Regions from separate parts of the Mus musculus genome. Here regions 1, 2, 3 and 4 are each linked to region 5. Evidence: chromatin loops called from intact Hi-C (ENCODE). Cell type or tissue: left cerebral cortex. All regions are shown on one strand.

Evidence for each region. Peaks named below come from ENCODE experiments on the same cell type or tissue, not always from the same donor. Only the 100,000 strongest peaks of a DNase experiment are listed, where the experiment ranks them.
Region 1: a loop joins it to region 5, with 2.2 times the contacts of the local background. A loop is called at or near these places in 7 of 42 quality-filtered maps.
Region 2: a loop joins it to region 5, with 4 times the contacts of the local background. A loop is called at or near these places in 3 of 42 quality-filtered maps.
Region 3: a loop joins it to region 5, with 8 times the contacts of the local background. A loop is called at or near these places in 25 of 42 quality-filtered maps.
Region 4: it touches region 5 in a loop (2.5-fold over the local background); 3 of 42 quality-filtered maps call a loop at or near these places.

What each region holds. Positions count from the first base shown.
Region 1 is chr12:41,678,233-41,683,232 of GRCm38, reverse strand. The region is part of intron 5 of Immp2l (IMP2 inner mitochondrial membrane peptidase-like (S. cerevisiae)); the gene reads right to left. Among named protein-coding and RNA genes, the nearest start is that of Gm40412, 73 kb to the right of the region's middle. In left cerebral cortex, a CTCF peak has its summit at 2,893 (motif pointing right); a DNase peak (open chromatin) is centred at 2,874.
Region 2 is chr12:42,985,337-42,990,336 of GRCm38, reverse strand. All of the region lies in intron 4 of Gm33340 (predicted gene, 33340), which reads left to right. Among named protein-coding and RNA genes, the nearest start is that of Gm33340, 46 kb to the left of the region's middle. In left cerebral cortex, a CTCF peak has its summit at 3,110 (motif pointing right); a DNase peak (open chromatin) is centred at 3,123.
Region 3 is chr12:41,108,683-41,113,682 of GRCm38, reverse strand. Immp2l (IMP2 inner mitochondrial membrane peptidase-like (S. cerevisiae)) reads right to left here. Exons shown (of 7, transcript NM_053122.4): 4 at 2,740-2,843. Among named protein-coding and RNA genes, the nearest start is that of Immp2l, 87 kb to the right of the region's middle. In left cerebral cortex, a CTCF peak has its summit at 2,067; DNase peaks (open chromatin) are centred at 2,034 and 4,993.
Region 4 is chr12:41,871,495-41,876,494 of GRCm38, reverse strand. All of the region lies in intron 6 of Immp2l (IMP2 inner mitochondrial membrane peptidase-like (S. cerevisiae)), which reads right to left. Among named protein-coding and RNA genes, the nearest start is that of Gm46348, 120 kb to the left of the region's middle. In left cerebral cortex, a CTCF peak has its summit at 2,268 (motif pointing right); no DNase peak of the experiment used is centred here.
Region 5 is chr12:41,485,144-41,490,143 of GRCm38, reverse strand. All of the region lies in intron 4 of Immp2l (IMP2 inner mitochondrial membrane peptidase-like (S. cerevisiae)), which reads right to left. It overlaps Lrrn3 (leucine rich repeat protein 3, neuronal), which reads left to right and starts at 4,087. Exons shown (of 2, transcript NM_010733.3): 1 at 4,087-4,573. In left cerebral cortex, a CTCF peak has its summit at 2,923 (motif pointing right); DNase peaks (open chromatin) are centred at 2,942, 4,157 and 4,794; H3K4me3 peaks cover 1,351 bases; H3K27ac peaks cover 1,329 bases.

The sequences.
Region 1 (5,000 bases), 190 kb before region 5:
CATTTCCAAATTTTAAAAAGACATTTTCTTTGGTTATAAAACCTCTGAGCTGAATTCTTGACAAGTCTCTATTTTACAAAGCACACCTGTATATCCTGGTTACAAACCCTACTTTTAATTTCCTTACATTGGAACATATTTAAAGATATTTGAATCGAAATCTGCAGACAGAATCCCTGCAGATTTTTATGCATTTTCCTCGGGACTTTTCAGTTGTCTTGTCCCATTTGACAGCCATTTAAGAAAGCAAACTCATTCTAGTTCAGGCGTTCTAAATATTTGATTTGTTTTTCCCCTTAATTGAATTTCATCAAGGTGTGTAATGTGTAATTAAATAAGATGGTATGATAAAAGTGCAGCCAGTATAAACATGTTTGGAAATAATCACAACTGAGTTTTTGAAGCATGAATTTTAACTGTTAAGAACCAAAGTATTACGAGGGAGTGACCTCTTAGCTGCAAGCATTCTAGGTCATAAACCTCAGGCAAATGTTTTACTGTAGTAACAAAAGTAAGTTACATGAAAGTTGTTCATGTGAAAGACCCAGTTTAAATCATTTGTTTAAATGTGTGGCAGAAAATAAAACAAAACCAAAAAAAAAACACTGTGTTTATATTCGACCTTTGTGAAAACTAAGCTAAGTCTAAAAGAAGAAGTGATACTGCATGTTGAACTAGATCATACAATTAGGGGGGTTAATGGAAAGGCATTGAGAGTGGAGCTTCACAAAATGGAAGCTGGGTCCACCCATCTGCCTGCAAATGTATTGATGTCATTTTGTTGTTGTTTCATCCTTTTTATTATGTATTTATTCACATCACATTCCAGTATCAGCACCCCTCTCCTCCTCCTCCCTCATGCAGATCCTCCCCCATCCCTCCCTCCTCATTCCCTCACACACTACAACCCCCCCTCCCGGCACATCAAGTCACTGCAGGACTAGGCACATGCACCCCCACTGAAGCCAGACAAGATGGCCCAGATAAAGGAATGGGATCCACAGGCAGGCAAGCCATCTAATGTTTGGCTGGGGATCTCTGCATCTCTTTTCATTGCCTGTTGGGTAGAACCTCTCAGAGAACAATTATGCTAGGCTCCTGTCTGCAAGCATAACATTCATTAAGAATCAGATATTGGTTCTTGCCCATGGGATAGGTCTCAGTTTGGGGCAGCATTGGTTGGGCATTCCCTCTGTCTCTTCTCTATCTTTGTCCCTGCACATTGAATAGGCAGCACACATTTTGGGTTGAAGGATTTTTTTCCTAACATCTGGGAAAAATCCATATTTTCTTTATTTATTCTTCAGTTGGGGGACATCTAGTTTGTTTCCAGTTTCTGGATACTATAAATACATTTGCATGCATATCTATAAGGAGGAAGTGGACTCTTAGCAGCAATGAACATGGTTGAGCAAGTGTCCTTCTGGTAGGATGAAGCATCCTTTAGGTATATGGCTAACAGTAGTATAGTTAAGTCCTGAGGAAAACTCTTTCCCATTTTCTAAGAAATGGCTATATTGATTTCTACAGTGGCTGTACAAGATTGTACTCCAATGAGCAATGGAGGGCTGTGCACTTGCTACACATCCTGAAAATTATGACCTATCACTTATATCATTGACCTTGGAATCTCAAAGTAGTTTTGATTTGCATTTCCCTGATGGCAAAGAATGTTGAACATTTCTTTAAATGTTTCTCAGCCATTTGAGATTCCTATAATGAGAAGTCTCTGTGTAGCGTTCTACCCCATTTTAAAAAAAAAGAAATATTTATGTTATGTATGATTTCAATTATAGTTCTCTTCAGACACACCAGAAGAGGACATCAGATCCCATTACAGATGGTTGTAAGCCACCATGTAGTTGCTGGGAATTGAACTCAGGACCTCTAGAAGAGCACTCAGTGCTCTTCACCACTGAGCCATCTCTCCAGACTACCCTACCCCATTTTTAAATTGGATTGTTTGGCTTGTTGATTTCTAGTTTCTTTAGTTCTTTATAAATTTTGAACATTAGCCCTCTGTTAGATGTGGAGTTGTTGAAAATCTTTTTCCAATCTTTAGGCTGCCATTTTGTCCTACTGATAGTGTCATTTGCTTTATAAAGCTTTTCAGTTTTATGTGGCCGCATTTATTAATTATTGATCTTAATGCCTGTTCTATTGGCACTCTTTTCTGTTCAGAAAGTTGTCTCCTATGCTAATGTGTTCAAGGCTATTCCTTACTTTCTATTCTATGACGTTCTTTGTGTCTGGTTTTATGTTGAAGTCTTTGATCCACTTGGACTTGAGTTTTGTGCAGAGTGATAAATATGGATTTATTTGCATTCTTCTATACACAGACATCCAGTTAAAGCAAGGCAACCCAGACCCAGAAAGATAAACATGATATGTACTTGCATGTGGATATTAGCTGTTAAATAAACAATAGTCATACTATAAACCACAGGTCCAGGAAAGTTAAAGAGGATATCTAAGGTTGCAACCATGTGAAGAAAAAATAAACAGATCTTGTGGATGCACTGAGAACAAGTGGGGATAGGAACATGAAGGATCTGGTGGGGGACAGAGGGACCAAGGGACAGAGTACAAAGAAAGATGACTGGTGGGCATTTAGGAGGTAATGTCAAAACCAAGTGCAGTGGAAACCTCCTGGAACCTCTGAAGGTAGCCCCAGTGATTACTTCTAGTAATGGAAGATATGGAGCCTGAACCAGCCATCTTCTGTAACCAGGCAAGGCTTCCAATGGTGCGACACTGGTATAGCAACCCAGCCACAAAACCTGTGACCCACAGCCTGTCCTGCCTGCAAGATGTGCTGGGGCAATGGTGGTCAGAGCATGATGGAATGGCCAACTAATGATTGGTTTAACTTGAAGACCATGCCACAAGAGGGAGCCCATGTCTAACACTGCCTACATGGCCAGGATCTGGAAGCTGGATAGCTCAGAAACCTAGGGGAGAATCAAACAAAACTGGCAAGAAAAAAAAAAAGATTTTTAATTATGCTCCACTATACTCATAGATTGATGCCTAGCCCAGTTGTTATCAGAGAGGCTTCATCCAGCAACTGATGGGAGCAGATGCAGAGACCCACACTCAACCATTAGGTGGATCTCAGAGACCTGTGCAAAAGATGTGGAGGAAGGACTATAAAAGTTAGAGGGTCCAAGACACCAGGAGAACAGAGCCCACAAAATCAACTAAGCAAGGCTTAAAGAATCTGCAGCAGCAACCATGGAGCCTGCCTGGGTCTATGCTAGGACCTATGCACAGATGCTTGGGTTAAGATCTAGAAACTGGAAACAAACTAGACGTTCCCCAACTGAAGAAGTGATAAAAAAATGTGGAGTATTCTCAGCTGTTAGGACAAAACAAAACAAAACAAAACACCCTTCCACCAAAAATGTGTGCTGCCTATAAAATGTGCAGGGACAAAGATAGAGCAGAGACAGAGGGAATGGCCAACCAATGTTGCCCCAAATTGAGACCCATCCCATGGACAAGAAACAGCATATGGCTGTTTAGCTTGGGGTTTCGTTGGATCCCTGATAAAGTGAGTGGAGGCTGTCTCTGGCTCTTTTGCCTGCTTGTGGAACCCTTTTCTTCCTACTGGGTTGCCTTGTCCCACTGTTATATGAGGGTTTATGTCTAGTCTTACTGTAACTTGTTATGGTGTGTTCGGTTGATATCACTAGGAGGCCTATGTTTTCTGAAGGAAAAACAGAGTAGTAGTGGCTCTCTGGAAGAGGGGAGGTTGGGGTAGGTGTGCCTGAGAGGAGGGGAGAAAGATGAGGCTGTGGAAGATGTTGTGAGGCCGCCTGACATGTCACCTATATTAATTATCTTTGCATTTCAGTACCCCAAGTACCAGAGTGAACTCACCTTAAGGCAGGAAAGGCAAGACAGGCTAGCTCTTCCACAGTGGGGAAGCTCTAAGGCAGTGGGAAGGGTCCTCTCACATGACATTGAACAAGGAAGGAGGCAGGGACCAAGGCCTGGGATACCTAACCAAGTTATTAGTGTTGATCTGGATCATCTCTGGAAGGGCAGGGTAAGGGCAGGTCAGCATAGAACTGACACAGCACATGCTGCTTGACCTACTGGGGCTAAGGAGGAAGGGGAGGGGAGTAGAGGACATTTTCTCGTGGATCATCTCATCTGCCATTCAGATACCACTTAGCTTTTGGGCTATGGGTGAATTCGGGAAGCAGTGAGAAATTAAAGCTCACATTTCTAAGAAACTCACAAAATTAGCTACAAAAGGAAGAAAAAAATGCTTATCTTTATTATCTGTATCCCTGTACCCAGCAACCTCAATGTCCAGAATAAACTGACCCCTTTCTTGTCAAGCCATCAGACTTCCCTTTCTCCTTCAAACTTATTTATAGTTTGGTACCGCTAGACCATGCAAGTGTTCTTTGAAGATCTGGGCATGAGAAACCGCATGGAATAATTCTTTGAACATCTTTGCTGTACTATGAACTTGCCTGATAACTGATTTAGTGTTCACTCTACTGAGAAAACTCTACAACAAAGTCCACTAGTAAGATAATTATGTTCCTGCTATTGAAACGTGAAAGACTTTGAGGCTATTTCCGATTTTTTTTTCTGTGTATAATCTTTTCTGGAAGTGGGTATATACTGATACTAAAAATGTACTTCAAGTTTTCAGAAAGCACACAGCGTGCTAAAGGTAGTAAGCAGCTAGAGAAGAGACAGATTCCTTGAGTAAAAGATAGAAATTAAGTTTTCACCAGACAGATAACTTCATCCATATGACTTCTTAGTGTCCAGAGCGTTAATATAGCTTTAGCTCCTTTTAGGACACAGACAACAATGTGACAGAATAGAGAAGAGACTGAATTAAGTGAATCCATTTCTATGTGCTTGAGTTCACTCACTCAAGAGAATAAACAGTCATTGAGTTCCCTTTAGGGGCCAGATACCTAGGACATAACATGAGAGAAAACTGGACGTCAGTCCTCTACAGAAACTTCCAA
Region 2 (5,000 bases), 1.5 Mb before region 5:
CAGGCATCCTTATTATTGTAATGATCTTTAGAATATGACAATTTACTCTATAAAATATATTACTATGATTTTCATTCATCTATCTACAACATGATTGCCATTTGGTAGAACGGAAGCATAGGACACCTGGGGTTTCATGGAAGTTTCTAATAACCCTCTGAAGTGCTATATACTGCTCACTGAGGTAAAACATGAGATATCACTGAAAGATAGAGATTAGAATGGCAAACTGAAGGCTTGTTGAAAAGAAATGGAGCTGCATTATATTCTCTTCTAAATTTCTTCAATTCTATCTACATTTATTTAAGAATTATTCTTATTCTTATTATTATTATTCATTAAACTTTTTTAAAACTCCAGTCTTTATCCCTGTCCCGGTCTGCCCTCTGACTGTTTCTCACCCCATACCTCCTTACCTGTCTCCAAGATAATGTCTCTACCCCCAGACTCCCACCCCAACAGATTTCCCCATTCCCCTCTTGAGAGTTCTCTCACTGAGGCCAGAACAGGAAGTTCTCTACTGTGTATGTATTGGCAGCCTCAACTGGAGCATATTGCCTGGTTGGTGGCTCAATGTCAGAGATCTCAGGGGTTCAGGTTAGTTGAGACAGCTGGTCTTCCTATGGGCTTGCCTTCCTCCTCAGCTTCTCCCAGCTTTTCCCTAATTCAACCATCCACTGCCATGTGTACCTAATATGTGTTTTATATGTAAATAATGATGACAATTTTAGACAGACTCCATGTTTCTAATAAAAACATAGAAGTGAATATTATGGTAAATGCAGTCTGCTCATTACAAAGAGAGCTAAGTCCCTAGAAATTGAGAGTTATCAAAGGTGTTATGTTGAAAGAGTGCATTGAGATGCCTTCTTAGATAGTATGTTCGACTCATATGGGACTTGTGTGATTAAAATCTACATTTTGGCAGATACAATCTGAAAAACCTTGATTTGAATTTGAAGCAAGAGCTCTCTCAGGATCCTCTTTGATTACATAATTCTATCAGAGAGAGAGAGAGAGAGAGAGAGAGAGAGAGAGAGAGAGAGAGAGAGAGAGAGAGAGAGAGAGAGTCTTGTGTGGTGTTACTTTCTCTGTCTATGAGGATCATGGTTACAGGAGAGTCTGGATATTGGTGATCATGTCACACTTTGTGAATTTATAAAAAGGGATCATGTTCTTTTAGCCTTCACGTTTACAAACTAAAACATTCTGAGCTTTTTTTTTATTTTCTTAAAATTTTCTGTCAAACAAGGATTATCGGTTCATAATGAAGAGAGACAGAAAACACAGCTCTCTTCTGTCACTTTCAGACTTCATCAGTCAATGATTCTAAATTTGCACAACCAAAATTCTACTTTTGATTAAGATTTGTGAATTATGGGACTAAAGGAGAAACATAAACAAGGCATGCCTTAATTTAAAAACAAAAGTACCCCATATCTCATGTTCTTCAAAAGTAAGCAATGATCAAAACTGCCAATAGTACTGTAAGCATGATTCTGTTTTGAAATAGTCTCTCCTGGTCTTTTTTACTATTTTTTGATAATACTGTGTTTTCTTCTTATAATTCAATGAAGAAATTTCAACTTAAATTTGTTTCAAATGTAACTGCTAACCAAGTCTATTTGATGACTTATTATTGCTTAGAGATAAGAACCAATGCATGAAACTGATTGAACAGAATTGCATTCCTGGGTATGTGTACATACTCTTAATATTTTAATTTCCCTTCTGCCACTTGATTCCTCCAAAAGTTATATACTTAATATTTCTTCTCCTATATATTATAGCTTTCTTGATATGTAGAGATGATACGAGAACCTAAACCCTCTCTAGTAGCCAACAGCATATTGATATAACTGTGTGATAAATGTTTATAAAAAACATGCATTGGTGATGAATTTTATATCTTTTGGATACAAACCAGCATTGTAGAGTTTAGGATCATGTATCCTCATAGTTTACTGTAAGTGATTATTAATTTATAAGCTTCCCAACATAAGTTCAGATAATATCACATTTAAATTGTCTGATGTGCCAGTGATGTAAATCAGTTAGAATCCCACAGCTGTTGCTAACCACATTCTCTCTATTTATTACATTCACTAAGAATATGCCCAGTTCATACAACACTGACAAGAATCTCTTCATTTTACAGTTCTTCTATTTCGGGAAGTTACATTTGTTCTGCTGATAACTGAGTCCCTGTAGCATGGTTATGCCATATAAACTCTGTTTGGCCCTCTTCTATCACTTATTTACCCTTGGATCTGTTACTCAGTTTGGAACAAACATAGAAACAAATAGTTAAATCCATGTAAATATTAAATTTTCATATCTACTAGTAAAAAAATCTGCTCCCAAAAATGCTTTAAAATGTTGTGTTCTCAATGCCTACCATTATTTGTCAAACAGTCCATAATTATTACCAGTATAAAAGTATATCTCAGAATATACCACTTCACAGAATAGTCTCACGTGTAGCTTCTTTCTTCCCTTTACATTCATTGCCTTTGATAGCCAACTTTAAAATGATGAAGCTATTATTTTCTGGGCCAAACCACTTTTTTAAAAGGAAAGGGCGATAGTACAAAATCAATGAGCAACTAAATTGAATGAATAGTTTGACAGTCAAGATAAGAACATAAAATGCACCATTTGAAAGAGGAGAAATTTAGGACATGTCGCTCTTTTTCCCCCTTCATTTCCAAGGATAGGTCACTAACTCAGGCACTTTGCAAAGAATCTGCTCATTTACTTCATACCCACTCAAATGAAAGTTTTAGCTGCAAATCAATATAAAATGAGGAATATCCATATTTTGATAAAAACCACTTTAATGCATCATGCCTTGTAAGTCTCATACTCATAGAGCAGAGGGTGGATCATGAACTTGAACTTAGTCCAGATGGTTGGAAACTTCCTAAAAGCAACAATGGCAAGTAAAAACGTGCTGCATGACAGTGCAAAAAATGATACAGAGCTATATTTCATGTTGCCAGCAAACACAGATATAACAGATATAATAATTCAGCATAGTAAATGCTCTTACCACACCCTGACATGTTGCCTTTCACGTATCCCTTTCCACTGTCTGTCCTACTTGCCTGCTCACCAGATGGCAGTGCAGCAGCACTCTTCCTTGAGCTGTTTGAAAGAAAGCAGCATTGAAAAGAGATTTGCATATAACCTAGGTAATGCTGTTTGGGTTTTTAAATTTTTAAGTGTTACTTTCACAGCATTAAAATAGCCTTGCATACCAATTTCCACAACTGCCTTTTGCTTTGAATGCTATTCAGATAGTTCCCTTCTCTAATTTTCTAAACAAGAAAAATGGAATATATATATAATCTAGTGGGTCTTTGTTGTCTCACAGGGCGAAATAAGAACCTTTTCTATCCTGGTTAAAAAAAAAATGTAGCTTTTTTTTTTTTAATAAACCAACTCTTCTCAATAATTGGATTAGGCAGGGTTTCCCACAATTTCAAGAGAAGCATATGCCAGCCGACTCCAGGCCCCTAAAACAAGAATTCTGACATTTCATTTTTCTTTATCTAAACTTCTGCAGCTGTCATTATGCCATCTGAGACTGGTTTTCAGTTTACAGAGCTATCAGGCCCTTTGTGTTTATACAATGTTCATTCAGCACTTTAACTGGGACAAAAGAACCAATTTCAACCTTTGCTTTCCAATAGGCAGGCTTTGTTATGTGCTAAAGTATGACTGGATTCTTCTCTTTTGAAGTCAGAAATTCATAGAAGAGACACAGATCCTGTCATCTGATCCAATCCAAAATCTTGAGAACACAGCAACACCTAAATATTGTAATGGGCATGATTTTGTCTCTGAGTTTAATGTCATATTAATCTAAAATGTTTCTTGCTGAAGTTGGAAGTAGGTATTTAAGAACATGTCCTAAATTCTCTTTCCGTAGATTTCTCTTATGCTTAGGGTCAGTGTTGGAGGGATTTTCTTTATCTGGAGCTACAGTGCAGAAAATAACAGTAGAGGAGCTGAGGCAAAAGTTTTTTTCATGCAGGAATAGGGGTTAAGCTGTTGTGAATGGTTGACTACACACAATTGGGTAATTAACAAAGATAGTGCTCATGGACAAACAACAGCCAGGGTTCCTGTAGGCTGAATGTTAAAATAGTTGGAATTCAACTTCAAAACTTTCTTTGTTAGCTTGCTCATTTTCACATGCAAACCACTTCTGTGGACATTATACAATTACTGTTTATTTTATCTCAGATAAGAGTAAACTCAACTGGCTGACTTGAAAGTGGTATATTCACAATCCAAGGCAGATATTTCACAGCCATTTGTTTCCATTATCAATAATTCCACTTATCTATAATTCTTTTATGTTTACATTAGAACATTCTGTAGAGCATGTTAAAGTTAATATGGCTCAAAATTGGGAAAGCAAGATTTTAAATTTCAACTCATTCTCCACAGAGAGAATTTACTTTGTCCTGTTCTACGATATTCAATTGTACTAAGATTCCAAATCTGTGATGAACAAGGCTTTATATATTATATTAAAAATTCTCTTTGGCCATATTTAGGATAAAAAAATAGATGTATCCAAATGTTCAACAGATATATAATGAATAGGAAGACATCTTAATTTCTCCATTAAAAAAGTTCTCTGGTAATTATTCAAGTAAAAGTCTATTGAATAATACAGAAATAATTTTATAAATTATGTTGATCAGCTTTTGGTCATTGTCGTGAAATGTGTGGGGTAATAAATTTATAAAAAGAAAAGACTTATTTTAGCTTGTGGCTTTGGAAGTTTCAGTTTAAGACAAATTGCTCCGTGCAGTTCACAAGATTATTTATCCAGGAGTATGCAGTGGAACAGTCTGTTCAGGTCACAGCCTCAGAACAAAAGAACCTTGCGTATCCCAACCACCTTGATAGGTCTTTTTCTATCAATCTTAGGCTTTCTACCTGGTACTTCAATTTTAAAGTTGCAGTGCTTCCTCCTAACACCA
Region 3 (5,000 bases), 380 kb after region 5:
TATAAACCCACATTCACAGTACTGTATTTTTAGATATTTTGTATCTTTTAAGTTATACTATAGATGTATATTACAGATAGATAGATAGGCAGACAGACTACAGATATATATATATATTGTAGATATCCAACATTGACCTCTCTGGCCTCCACATACATGGGCACACACATACACATAATCACATGCACACACAAATGAACATGCATACACATATCCATACAGACAAAACAAATCTCCATAAATATAAATGTAATATACTTACAATGCTATCTTACACACATTCTGAATATATGAAAGACTGTGTCAGAATTTTTTAAAATAAAACATACTATCTTGCCTCCAGAGATTATTTGTGTATTGATGAGACCTGTTAACAATAATTTGTAAGGAAAATGACAAATTATATTTTATATTCTTTTTAGAATGAACAAGAAAATATTCATTTCCATATTCATTTTATGTGTTTCGAAAAGAGAACATGTTCTGATGTAGCAGTGGAAAACAACGCCTTGTTAAAAAAATCACATAGTGGTGCTTTTGGTAAGGAAGCAATGTTTCATGACATGGATTAAATATATCGGTGAAAGTTTATCACACCGACATCAGTCTTTTTAAAAGAAGCAGTCTATAAATTGTATGAAAATATAAGGACAAATGTCTAGAAAGCACTATACTCATAAAACTAGATAGAAAATACTATAATACAAAATAGCTTTTATAGTACAACCTCAAGCTAAAGAATTGACTGCCAAACTCAGATTCTTTCTCAAACACAGCCAACAGTATCACATAATAATTATTCATGGTTCAATAATACAATGTGAACATTAAGCATTCTTCTACATAAATGAGGCCTGCTTATTGACAAAGCATACTAAATAAAGTATATGTCATCTCTACATGGAGAAGATATAGTACATAACTTACTCATTCAAAATCCACCTCACTTGCAGTTTCAATAATTTAACAATCCCAATTTGAATATAAATGTTCATTTAAATTAACTCATATAATAAATATCAATCAATATAACGTTTACCTAAAAGAGCTGTGTTTTCCTTTAGAAATAAATCATTTTATGTCAGGATGTGTTTATGGACTCAAAATCCTGAATTTCAAGAAGCCATCTCACAGTTAGTTTAATTTGAATTCCCTCTTCAAATTTGCCTGCTATCTAGTCAGCATGTTTTCCTAGGGGGAGAAAACCGCAGAGCTGTCCACTTGTAAGGTGACTTCTTTCACTTGGGTGGGTATCCTCTTCATCAACAACTAAGTGAGGATGTAAACTTGTCAAACCGAAGGCGTAAGAACAGTGTGCACATGATAAGTTTATCCCACGTGGAGGGGCTTATCAGGAGGTAGCAGAAACAGTGCACTGAACTGAACGACTCTCCAAAGACTAGATCAACACTAAAGAAAATTCTCAAAACCGAAGAAGCATTTAATTCCCATTCCTGGCTGTCTGCCATCAGAACTCCACTCAAATGTATTTATTTCATTAGCTATTAACAGGATGTAGGTAACAGGTTTTCAAATGAACCCTGGTAAGAGCAGTCTCGAAGAAGACACACTTACACAATATCTATGACCAGAGGCAAGCTGGTAAGGACGAGCAAGTTGATACTGGATTTTTATATGTATTAAAATTACCATCCAACAAGAAAAATCTCATTCCCCCTCATAAATAAAGAATAACTGGGAATTGGAAAGATTCTCAATAGTAGGTTTTATTGTCACAAAAAAATAAGCAACAATAACTCTATCGTATCAGTTGCTGCCCCGTGCACTGATTTCCGTAACAAGGTATCAGACTAGAACAGTTTTACAAACAACTGCAGCCAAGAGAAATTTGGCAAGTTCTACCACAGTCTTCTCTGTATAGATTTATTTTTAAAAACAAACAAAAATCTCTAAGCTAAACCACTACTCAAGCATGTGCAGGACTGTAGCCTATGTCTCTGTATCAGCTGTGCACACCTTGACATTCATTTTCTACAACCAACACTTGGGATGCAACTTCTATCCACACCCAGCATCATATTTTACAGAGAAACAGCGCCATCTTTTGATGCCAAACAAAAGCCCATAATACTAGCTTTTCAAACCTTTTTGTCAGGTAAATTCACAACATACACAACTGTCATTGCATTTTATATCATAACTATCATCTCCTAAGAGTGTTTTAATTCCAAAATTCATAAACAGCACAGAAGATTGCATACCAAGGCGCAAATATTACAAAATCATATCAAAAGCATCTACTTTGGATCAATAATATAATAATTTCTAATCACTATCTTTTAAACAAAACTTATCAATTATGTCATTCAACTTATATACATTAAATAAAAAATTTGTTCTGGCATTGCTGTTAGAAGTCAGGTGCTCCCTCAAGTCTGCACATGGTGACTCAGCCCCAGCAGGCATGTCATTACCAGCCGCCACCAAATGTAACCAGCATACTCTTCCAAAGGTCTCTGCCATCAGATGGCTCTCTGTCTCTCTCTCCCTGCCTCTTAGGTAAGATCTGTTGGGTGCTGTGATCTCTGTAGCATCCCTTGGCCCTTGCTGGCCAGGTACCGGTGCTACATGAAGCCTAACAGTTGCTATATCTCAATACTGATTATATTTAAGATACGCTCATTAATACCATAACTGGACAGATAGTATCAGCAGTAAATTATCAGCTAAGTCCAGAAAAACACAAAAACAAATACAGTAAGTTACTGAGTTACTTACACCAATGACACAATGTCACCACGCTGTACTTCAAAATTTCTCACTTTCCAGTGGTTCAAAAGTACCACATCTGAGGACTGGCTTCCTCCAGGATTCAAAGAAGGCTACAAAATAAGAAGAGATACATTTATCACTTGTAATATTTTTCAGTCTTTATGATGCAGTGTACTTCATAGCTTGAGAACAATTCAATAAAAAAAATCCTACTACTGTACAATTTTAAAGCAAGAACAAATGAGTTTTCAGACAGGCTAACTAGGATTCCTCAAAAAAATGGAAAATAATAATATTAATAATGTTACCAATATCTAATGCAAGGAAAATATATATGCTTGAAATGAAGTCTTCACTAAATTCTAGTAAAGAGGTACATAAAGCTACATGAAGAATAAAAACTCATGCAAACAGCGACTCGATTGTCCCAGGATAATATTCTGATGGGACCTACTCCAAATCATCATTCCATATGGAAAGCGAGGAAATAATCTAACGGCAACCAGCAAAACATCTGTATGAAGAACCACCTGGAGCAGAGCAATAGGGATGGGAAAAGCACTAGCATAGGGATTGCCACCCCTCTCTTTCCAAGAGCATGTCCAGGTCCCGGTCTAAGACTGTCCTGGAATTCAGACAATGTCGGTTGTGCCTGAGGATGAATGAAGTGATAACTGGGAAGCACTGTGTTCACCGAGCCACAAAAATTTCAACCATGGCCCATAGAATCAACATGGCTGCTATTTGAATGGGGCACCAAATAGTCAATAAATAACAAGTCCAAGATGGAAGGGGGGAGGGGACAAAGAATGAGAACTACGAGGAGAGTGTTTTCACGACAAGTAAAAATGGAAATGTGAGAAACAGCAATTTCTGTGATGACAGAACGAGCCCCCAATAGCTGGGGCTGTTTGTTTCACTGCAAACTGATGGAGACAGCAAGAGAAGACACAATCAAGACACGGGCAATGAAAAGGAGTAAGGGCCAGGCAGCCACGCACTGAAACAACAGTGACAAACATTTAAGGTTCCTTGGAATCAAGGGCTATGGAGATGGTTTGTGGGTAAGTGCTTGCTACATATACCAAAGAACCTGAATCCGGAGCCCCAACATCCTCATAAAGGGCACAGACAGCTACACCTGCTATAACCCCAGTTCTTGGAAGGTAAAGGAGACAGATCCCTGGAACTTATTGATCCTCCATCACAGCCAAAGAAGTGAGCTCCAGGTTCAATGATAGATCCAACCCTGGAAAAATGAGGTAGATATGCATTCATACATGGGAGTATGGTTAACCAACTAGGGGCCACAGTGGGAAAGAAAACTCACTCTTTAACAGCTATCAATTGCAATAGCTCCCCAGCTGGGGGTGTGACTTATGCTCACCTCCATAATGAAATTTTGTCTAGCTTTAGCTTGAGCAGATATGTAAACAATACAAACTGGACTTGATGAATTAAAAATAAAACAACAACCAAAAAAAAAACCATTAAAAGGACACAAAGTTGGGTAAGTAGAGAAGGAAGAGGAAGATCTAGAAGAAGCTGTTGGAGGGGTGATTGTGATAAATTCAACCTTCAGCTGAATTTCCCCAAAGCCTGAGCATTATGTAGGCCTTAATCTCTCAGTGAGTAGATCTGTCCTTATGGAAGAGGTCCCATTCACTTTTCAACGTCCATCAATAGGGTCTATGTTTATGCTTGTTACAAATCCTTTGTCCCTAGCCCCTTCCCGTGAGCACTGTTTATCAGCCAATAGAATTCCTTCTTATGAAGAAGGTCACAAATGCTTTGCTATAGCAATGTGCTTTGCAAGAGAGTTTCAATGCAACCATCCCCAAAGCTTTGTTATAATGACTGTCACACAGAGACTTTTACCCAAAGTTTTACTGTGCTTGAATGTATTAAGAAAATAAACTGAGAGACTGGACTCAGGAAGTTTTTGACCCAGAGACTGCAAAAGTGGTGTTTGCACAAACCCCTGACACAAAATTTTTAAAAACCTAATTCTAAAAGGTCTCTCCCTTTCTAAAATAATTTTTTTATTTTAAATAAAATTTTTTTTAAAATTTTTAAAAAGGTCTCTCCCTTTCTAAAATAATTTTTTATTTTAAATAAAATTTAAAAATTAAACAGCAATTTTCAAAAAAAAAAAAAACTGGCCAGGTGCAGTGGCACATGCTTTTAATCCCACCGTTTGAGAGGCAACAGCAGATGGATCTCTATATTTAAAGCTGATTTACATAGTGAGTTCAGAACAGACAGGG
Region 4 (5,000 bases), 390 kb before region 5:
TGTCTGCACTATTAATTTGGTTAATGGGTTAGGAATCCTTTCTTTATAGATAGCAGAAAAGTAAACTTCAGCCTAGCACTTTTCAAAGTTATTACATCTTCTGAAAAAGCGGGGTGCAGATTAATGAGGTTTTACTCAGGGCTTTGGAGTCACAGGAGCCTTGAATGAAGTAATGCAGCCATGTTTCCACTTAGGGAAAGTAACAATCATGAAATGTAAATTGGACTTTCAAGCAGGACAACCGAACTGCATCCATCCCTGGAAACACTGAAATCACTTTTCAAGCATATCTCTCTGCACATGAGAAGGCTGTGGTCCCACCCTAACCCACCTACAACATGAGCTGCAACCACTTATGGAAGATCAAGAGGTCATGTAATTTACACCCTCTTCTTCATGGGAACAAGTGTTACACTGTTACGTAAACACATATACCCTTACTTTACATTAACAGTTGATTAAAGATGGTTTCTCATTTTCAGATTTTTTTTCATTCATTATTGACAGTATAAGAACATTGGGAAGAGAGGCCCCTTGGTCTTGCAAACTTTATATGCCCCAGGACAGGGGAATGCCAGGGCCAAGAAGTGAGAGTGGGTGAATAGGGGAGCAGGGCGGGGGGACGGTACAGGGAACTTTCGGGATAGCATTTGAAATGTAAATAAAGAAAATATCTAAGGGGAAAAAAAGAATATAATATCCTTGTGGTGGTTTGAATGAGAATGGCCCCATAGACCCATATGTTTGAATACTTAGTCTCCAGTAGGTGGACAAGTTTGGGAGCAATTCGGAGGTTTAGCCTTGCAGGAGGAGGTATGGGTATGTCACTGCTGGTGAACTTTGAGATTTCTGAAACCCCTGGCCATCCCCTTTGTGCTTGCTTCCTTCTACTTGAAATTCTCAGCTATCCCTGCTGCCATGCCTTTGTTTTGCCACCATGGGACTCTAACTCTCTAAAACAAAAGCCCAAAATAAACTTTTTTCTAAGTTGCCTTGGTCATAGTGTCTTATTACACCAAAAGATACATGACTGTAATACAATTATAGTTGTAATAGTTAACTGATAAGTGAATTGCAATTGTAAATATAATATAATCCTTCTCCCAAATGTTATTACTATCTATTTGGGTTTGTTCATCAAAAAATACATAAATGAGGTATTATAATTATACAAAATATTTTACACATCAGGACATCATATTTGAGCATGTAAAATGGTAGTGGAATTTTTTGTATAAGGTACAATTAATTTCATCTCGACAAAATTTTCATTAAAATTTTTTCTGGAGACTTTCCAGATCAACAAACATATATTTTGGAATGACTACTAACAAAGCAGCTCATAGATACAATAATAGCAAAGGCAAGTGTAGAAGACAGGAATATATCAATGAAAGACACTTAGGACCTCAAAGAGAGGTTGGGGGCATCTGCTTCATCTTTGTTTCACTCACTCACTTAGGGAGAAAATTCTAGTACCTGAATGTACCATCATTACTCTTAAAGGCACGCCTCATGAATCAATCCATCAAGCTCAGAATAAACTCTACTTTTGCTTCTAAGCTCCTAGCCAACCAAGACATCACTAAAAATATTAACAAGTACTAAATGTCTTTGGGGTTTCTTGTATTATCCAAAATGACAAAAGAGTGAGCTACTGAAAACAGCACCGTTTGCAGCTTGAGCTCTAACACTAAACCTCAAGATTTTATCTGAAAAAAAGAAGAAATTCTGTAGATCTAGACACCACATTCATGGTCGTCTAAAAGGCATTATAAGTAAAAATATAGTATAACATTATAGTATATAATATTTTATATATTTGAAGAGAATAACTACTATACAAACTCAGCAGAATAAAAGGGAACCATATTTATTTCCTTACATAAAATATTAGGTTTATAATAATTCAGGTAGCTAATGTTAATCATGAGTACAGATTTTTGATCGTGTGCACTATATGGGAAACTAAACATAATGGAAAACTACAGACACATTTAACCAGAGAAGCAAGCACGATTGTTAATGCAGTTTCAAACTTTCCAGAATTAATGTAAGAAGATAGCAGTGATGGAGGAAAGAATTATCATGCTTCTCAACACACATCAAGGAAAAGTAAAACGGACGTGTATGGGCCAAAAAGTGATCAATATTGATTTTTAAAACCATATTTATCATGTTTAATTTTTATATTCAGCATTTGTATTTATATTTAGTATTGTTGGACTGTTCAATTAGGGTATGCTGTCAGTAGATGGCAGTAATTGCTAAATCATAAACAAGATAAAACTGGAAAAAAATGATTTTTAAATGCCTGCTAAAAATTATGGGTACACTGTGTATAGTTTTCTAGATTAATCAATTTGACCCCAAATCTTTATTAAGATAATGTATATGCACAGAAAATAATTTTAGAACAACCTTTACCTTCTCTTTTAATACCTTAAACCAGCCTCTAATACAGCTGGATCAGAATAAATCTTAACAGATACTTTTAAATGTTTGTTATAATTATCACTATTATTGTTATCACCCCCTTCTACAGTTGGTTTCTCAGTCATGAAATGAAATGAAAATAAGATCTGTCTGTAATTTCTTTTAGGTATTTTCTATTTTATCCACAGGATTCTGACAATGCTTAAATTATTAAATGTATGTAAAAACATGGGCTTAGTTCAGATTTGAAGATTTCTTTGATAGTTAAATATGTTACTTTATTTTGTAACAGTTAAAGTACATTTTATATTTGCATGCATGTACTTCAGTTATATTTCTGGAGAATATGCATATTTTAAATTTTCTTCCTTTTTAATTATGTTCTTTCACTTATTTTCCTTGACGAAAATGCATAATTCAGGATGATGAATCAATGTGGTAACATAAAATATCCTTGTATTAAATAGAGACTAAATATTTTTCAACATTTTCATCATGTAGTGGGTTGACACCATCATTTTCTCCTAATCTTTATTATTGAGACTTTTATTCTGTTATGACTCCAAGTATTACTTTGCCCAATATTCTTCATATTTTCCCCTTTCCAGTCTTTCTTAACATCCTACTAAATTTTAAGATGTTATATATACATATAATGTACTTTTATCATATATAAACACCACTCACCCCCTTAGTGCCGCCCAGATCTACCTGCCATGCCAACTTTGTCTTCCTTACTCACTCTCCCTCTCTCTCACTTTGTTTCTTTGTATCTTTCTTTGTTTGATCCTTTCTCTCTCTCTGTCTCTCTCTCTCTCTTTCTTTCTTTCTCTCTTTCTCTTTCTTCTTGATAGACCACTGAATTCAGTATTCATCTATATAGTGATGAATGTGGGACCATCCACTGGGGGATGGTTGAGCTATCAAGGGTCCTATCCTTAAAGAAAATTGAGTCCCTTCTCCAGAAGCCACCAAGAGGCAGCATACACACACACAGACACACAGGCACACAGACACACACACAAACACACACACACACAGAGAGTTAACAAATATAGTCAAGTTGTGACTACAAGGTAAGGGGCTAGGAATATAGTTCAGTAGTAAGTTTTTACAGAGTAAGCATGAGAGTTTGGTCATCTCTACAAAAAGGGGGAAAAATCATGAGGTAAAATGTAAAGTCTAGAATGATTATTTGGTAAAAGGTGATATCAGGCTCAGCACAACATAGTTTTAGAGTTAAAGAATAAGAGACTCTCAATCATTTATTTGGGGTTTCTTTTACACTGATCTCAAAACACCTAAATGTAGAACTGATCAATTAAGTCCAGTGTTTGTATCCTCATCCTCACAGCTCTAACTCACTATGAAGAAATGCCTAGGGGATCCATCATTTTGGGATAAATTGGGACCCATCTGTCAGACTTTGCTAACCTCTTCTTTTGGGAAGTGATGTGATACAAGTTTGGCCAGGATAACATTTTCTGTGGAGAAAGGGGGTTTCTGTAAGAAAAAGTCTTCTGGACTTGCACCACAAGGTTGGTTATGAAGAGAATCATCACAGAGCAGGTTATAAGGTTATCTCCAGGGGTCAGCACTTCACCATCCTCTTCTCTAACCTGCATAACTTAAGGACATCTGACAGCATCAAGCTTGCTTTATGACCAAGCAACAGAGGCTTGCTGAAGCAAAACAACCCCGTGCCCCAAAAATGCAAGTTTAGAAGGAGATAAGCCCACACTATAAGTCAGGCAGTTGTATACAAATGGAGTGCTATTCATTGACAAAGTAGTAGAAATCAGACCATGGATTATCAAGGTGAACATATTGTAAATTTCAGACTTATTTGACGTATCAGATTGTGTAAGAGGAGGCCAGTTGGGGATAAGTTCTAATGCTTTGTCTTAATTCAGCCCCCAAAAGCTGAACTTCCAAATGATGAGGGTTCCTGCCCCCAGATGACTTTGATTGGTAAAAAGAATTGCTGTCCAGCCAATGGCTGGGCAAGGAGACTGAGGCAGGACTTTTAGAGAGACCAAGGAGGAGAGAGAGGAGAAAACCGTGATGGGGGAACAAGGAGAACTGACTTAAAGAACCACTAACATATAAGAGTCTGGGAAAATGACCCTAGGGGCCACTCATTCCCCAGATTGGGTCTGAGGTAGAAAAGATAAAATATAGATTTAGAAGATGTTAAGCCTGGAATATCAGAGGGAAGTGTGTGCTAGCCATGGGGAGGTTTAGAAGTGCTCAGTCATTGAGCTACTCAAGGCATATCAAAATTAGCTGGCATATGCGTGCCTTTCATTCATCAATCCAGAGTCCCAACATGAGCCAAAGCAGATTAACCAATTCACTGCTTTAATTTAGTAAGGATGATCAAGACAAAAAAAAAAAAAAAAAAGGAAAGAGAAGGAAAAGGGGGAACCGAATGTAGAGATCTATACCGCCTGATTCAGAATAAACCAGTAGAAGGGCCCACAGGCATCTCCTGGACATTCACATGCACACAGTATCTCTTAGAACTTAACCACTTTTAAATTATAGTAGGTACTTATATGCAC
Region 5 (5,000 bases):
CAACAACTGTTTTCTTGATTTTACTACCTTATGGAGGGAGCTCAAAGACATAATAAGGCATATACCCACCTTTCTGAGAATATTAAAAACAACAATGGAAAAAGGCAAATTTATAGAACTAATTGAGAAGAGAAGTGCTAAGTTGTTTAAGAAATAAAGGATGTCTGTGTGTCAAGAAGAGGTCTTAGCCACTAGTGAGTCACAGCTGAAGTAACCTGCTCAGGAATCGACAGACAAAAAAGTCAGGGAATGGAATACAGAGAGGATAGGGCATTCCAAGCCAGGGAGAATCTGCAGCAGAATAATGATGGTGCTGATGGGAAATGAGGAGGAGAGCACTAATGAGAGCAGCATCACGCATAGCATCGCTCATGCCTGGCTAGGGCACAATGCTAAGAATGACAAAAACCAAGTCCAGACTTCAGTCTTATCTACAGTTTATGGAACTGCTGAGGCCCCTTGTAGGTATCAGCTTTTTTAATCCTCAGACAAATCCTAGGAAGAAAATGATATGCCAAGATGCTACTTAAGTTTCACTCCATGGATGAGACTTCAGAGACGATACTTCACACAATGCCCAGGTCACAGATCAGTGAGCAGGTAAAGTCTTATAGCCAACCACTTGGCCCTACCCCACACGTTGCTCACTGTCCTGACTACTTCTCTCAAAGGAAAACACACAGGCAGATAAATAAATCCTAGGATGGAATGACTGCAAAGATGTCTCCAATTAATATCTCCAGCTACTAAACCCACCAAATGTACATCCTATGCTATTCTAACACAGTGACGAAGGCAGGACTCTTCAAGCACAATTTAAGGATTAATTGTTCATTCACGCATTCAACTTTCCTGCAGGTCATTTTAATTAAATAAAATCCTCATGTGGTGACTGCTATAATAGAGGTACACAATATAGATAAAATCTACACTCATTATGTAGTGAGTCTGAGATGTACAATCCCTATCACTATGTACATACTGTAAGGGAAATACAGAAAGAAAGAAGGGGAGAAAAAGAAGAGAGCAGGGAGGAGCATGGAAGAAGGAGCAAAGAGAAGAAGCACCCTTGTCAATCATCCACTAGATTACAGGGTGATGGAGCTGGGACCTGCTCAGGACTTGAGGCACTCTGCCTCTGGCTCTCTTCCAGCATCTATGTGTAAGTTAAACATGTCTTATGATTTTCTACAATAATGGTTCTCAACCTTCCCAATGCTGGGGGACTTGAAGTGCTTCCTTTTTGTTGCTACGTCATAAATGTAACTTTGCTACTGTTATGAATTATAATGTAAATATCTAATATGCAGGATATTGAACATGGGACCCCTATGAAAGGGTCATTTAACTATCAAAGGAGTCATAATCTACAAGTTGAGATCAATTTTTATAGGCCATTCCTATTCCATACTGTGTCTGTTTTCTGATGACCACAAGCAATTTTAGGACATGTAATGCTCTTAAATCTTTGCATCCCTCAGCGGGATATCCTCATATGGTGCTTCGAGGGGACACCTAATAATACTGCATTGAATGACTGTCTTCCCCGGTAAGTTAAGGAATCCCCAAATATACTTCGATTCCAGCTGCTGATAATTTTAGCAGGAGGAAACCTACAGCCAGAGAGAGTTCTCATCTTCTTCATTCATAGCCAGAGTAATTCTCTCCCTTCTAATAAAAACTCATTTCTAATACCCCATGATATTACACTTAAACACAAGTACGATATACTTTTGATCTATCATGTACCTATATTCAAAGAGCACTCACATTTCTTACATTTGAAAATACAGCAAACATTCATTTGGTAAAAACAGTTTTCTAGGAAATTATTATTATATAAGGCAGTTTTTGAAATAGTATTCAATCCTAATTAATTATAAAAACATTTTCATGAACTTATAAATATGTTTGGATTTAAGTACTACCTGTGATTATTAATTTTATTTTTTAATGTTTATTTTTTATTTTCTGTCATTACAGATAGTTGTGAACTGCCAGGAATTGAACCCAGGTCCTCTGGAAGAGCAGTCAGTGCTCTTAACCAGTTGAGCCATCTCTCTAGGCCCCTACTAGTTTTATTTTTAAAAGTTATTTTTAACATGTTCGAGCCTCACAACTTATCTTCATTATGAGAGCACATTGTAATCAATACATTATAATAATCAACAGATTACTAGATTTGTTGATTATATAATTAATAACAATCGAAATAAAGTGCTTAAGGAGTTGGTACAATATAAAAGGAATTTTTTTCAAATAGTTGTTACAATTATAGCACAATTCTCCATGTATATACTCTAAAAATATTCAAATTGAGTGGAAAAATTCAGTACGTTTCAAGTGAAGAAAGTAAAATTAGGCTATTAAGTTATATGCGATGCACTCCAATGTAACAGCCCAACACTCATCCTCCTCCCATACCTGTGAGTGGACACTCAAGTACCTGTAAGTGTCTGGTGAGAGGATAACACTCAGAATTGGATGCCATTTGGCCAATGAAGAAGCCACTTTGGTTTAGCATTCATGCTTATCAAAAAGATTAGAGTTTATCAATTATATATTAAAATAAAAATATTCTGAGGAACACCTACCATACCAGCATTCAAATTGCCTAGGCAGAAGATAAAGGCCCTGACTCCGTCAACAAATTGATCAATACAACGAATAACTAAAGCATTGGTAGATTTTGTTTGTTTGCTTTTGTAAAGAAAACTGTAACATGAAAGCGTTTGGTGGTCAAAAGACAATGTTAGTGAGGCTAAGCTTCCAGGCATACGGTCATGGCGCAGAACACCGGTTTAAGTCACTTCAACGACACCTTAAGAAACAATTAGTGCTAATGCTTTTGCTTTTTGTTGTTATTCCCCCCTCCCCCAGTAAATCTAATAAATGCCATTTCCTTTTCCTCCACTAGAGGGCAGTCTATCAAAGCAAGGGGAGACTCAGATAAGGCAGCTTTGGACCTGTTGAAAATTGTTCCCATGTTCCACTCCTCTCAGGAGGTCTCTCTAGTATACTGTCTGGAAAGCATGCCCTTATATTCTTCTATTTGTCATGGTTGTTCTGGAGCTGAACACATGACCACGCTGGCATGATTTCTAGTCTAAATATTCCAAATGTTTTACATATAATTCCTATTGAAAACATTTTCCTAGTTAAGTAGCCATTCAGAGTTGATAGCCGTAAGTGCAAAAAGAGATAATTTAACTGTTCAGTCTATTGTAGAGGAAAGGATCCCTGAGTTATTACTAATAAATCATACATCTAAAACGCATACACAGGCGCACACACACACATACATGTACATCTGGATGCAGGCACAAGCAATGCCACATACAACACATGTCCGATGTGTGGCATCAGATTTGTTATACCATGTATAGATAAGTAGTTATAATTGGAAAAGTTTATTTTGTATATGCTTCTCCTTACATACCATTGTTGTGAGTATTGGAGAAGCAAATATTTGTTGTAATTTTAAGAAATGTCATTGTAAAACCTAAACAAATACGCAAACAAAAAATAAACCCACACACAAAGTACCAACAAGAAAAATGGAAAGAAGGAATGGAGGGAGGGAGGGAGGGAGGGAGAGAGAGAGAGAGAGAGAGAGGGAGAGAGAGAGGGAGAGAGAGAGAGAGTGAAAGAGAGAGAGAGGCTATTAGCTGCATGCACATAGGCTGATTTAAGTAGGATCTGTAGGGAAACAAACAAGGGGCAGGAGAGCTGCAGGCTGCAGGCTGAAATGTAAAGCCACTGCTGAACTTCACAGACAGGGAGGCAGAGTCACTATCAAGTATTTTTAATATTCAGGAAATCCTTGTTCATAAGTGTTTCCTGTCTTATCTCAGAGGAAATGAAAAACAGAAAAACAAAACAAACAAAAACCCCACCGTTTCTCCAAATGACTGATCACATTCCAAATGGGAGAACTTGTTGAAAAGCGCTGCACATTGCTCCAAAAGGAAAAGAAAAAACAGGAAAGAAAATGATTCCAAGGAAAAATATGCAAGCCTGTTTCATTTATTTGTACCCTAAGCAGCACTGTCATAGGACAGACAGGCTGCTTCAGCCAACCAGGCTGGAGCAGCTGCGAGTGCTACATCTTGGCAGTCTGAAGCGATTGGCTCCTCTCTGGGGAGTGGAGGGTGTTCAGTTATTAATGACCGCTGAGCAGGCAGCACCGTGTCAGTGTGACAACTGATCTGGTGAACGATGCACCACTAACCACCATGGAAACGAGGAGAAATAACGCCAGCTAGCAGGATCTCTCTTCACGGGATTGAGAGGCTCAGCCTGCTGCTGCCGGAGAGAGTTCCAGTCAAAAGAAGGAATCCTAGCTGCAGGCTCCTGCCTTCCTTTATATTTTAGAAAAAGAGAGAGAGAGAAAGAGAGACACCATTGCTTGCATGTGTGCATATCTATAGTATGTAATTGTGTGTACTTTATTACACATACATATGCACCTATTTATACTGGGGCAAGAAGACAGCCATGTGATTATTTCAGCCAAGGAACTGAGCAAGCAGGGGCACCGGAGGAGGGCTATCCCTGCATCTGCTAAGGCAAGGTAAGTTTAAAATATACCTATCTGTTTAAATGTTCCCTATTTCGTGTTTTTGTTGGTGCCGGAGTTTTTACACATCAGTTCTCCTTTGATGTTTTCCCCTTGTCTGAATTCTAAGGGCATTTTTCTTTGCATTTCACTTTTGAGTGAACATGCAAACCCCGCCGGCTCTGTGTGTGCCTAGCTGCGTTCGTGGGATTCTCAAGCAGGCATTTTACTAGCTTGAATGCCCATCAGAGGATGTGAGTGGGAGAGAAAAGCAGTGCCGGGGGAGGAGAGAGAGAGGAGGGAGAGAGAAGAGACGGGGACTGAGGCAGAGAAAAGAGAACAGAAGGACCAAGAGAGAAGCAGGGAGAGAGAGGGGAAGGAGACAGAGAGGCTGGCAGAGGAGGCAGCGGGAGAGAGGGGAGAAGGAGAGAGAAACAGAGGG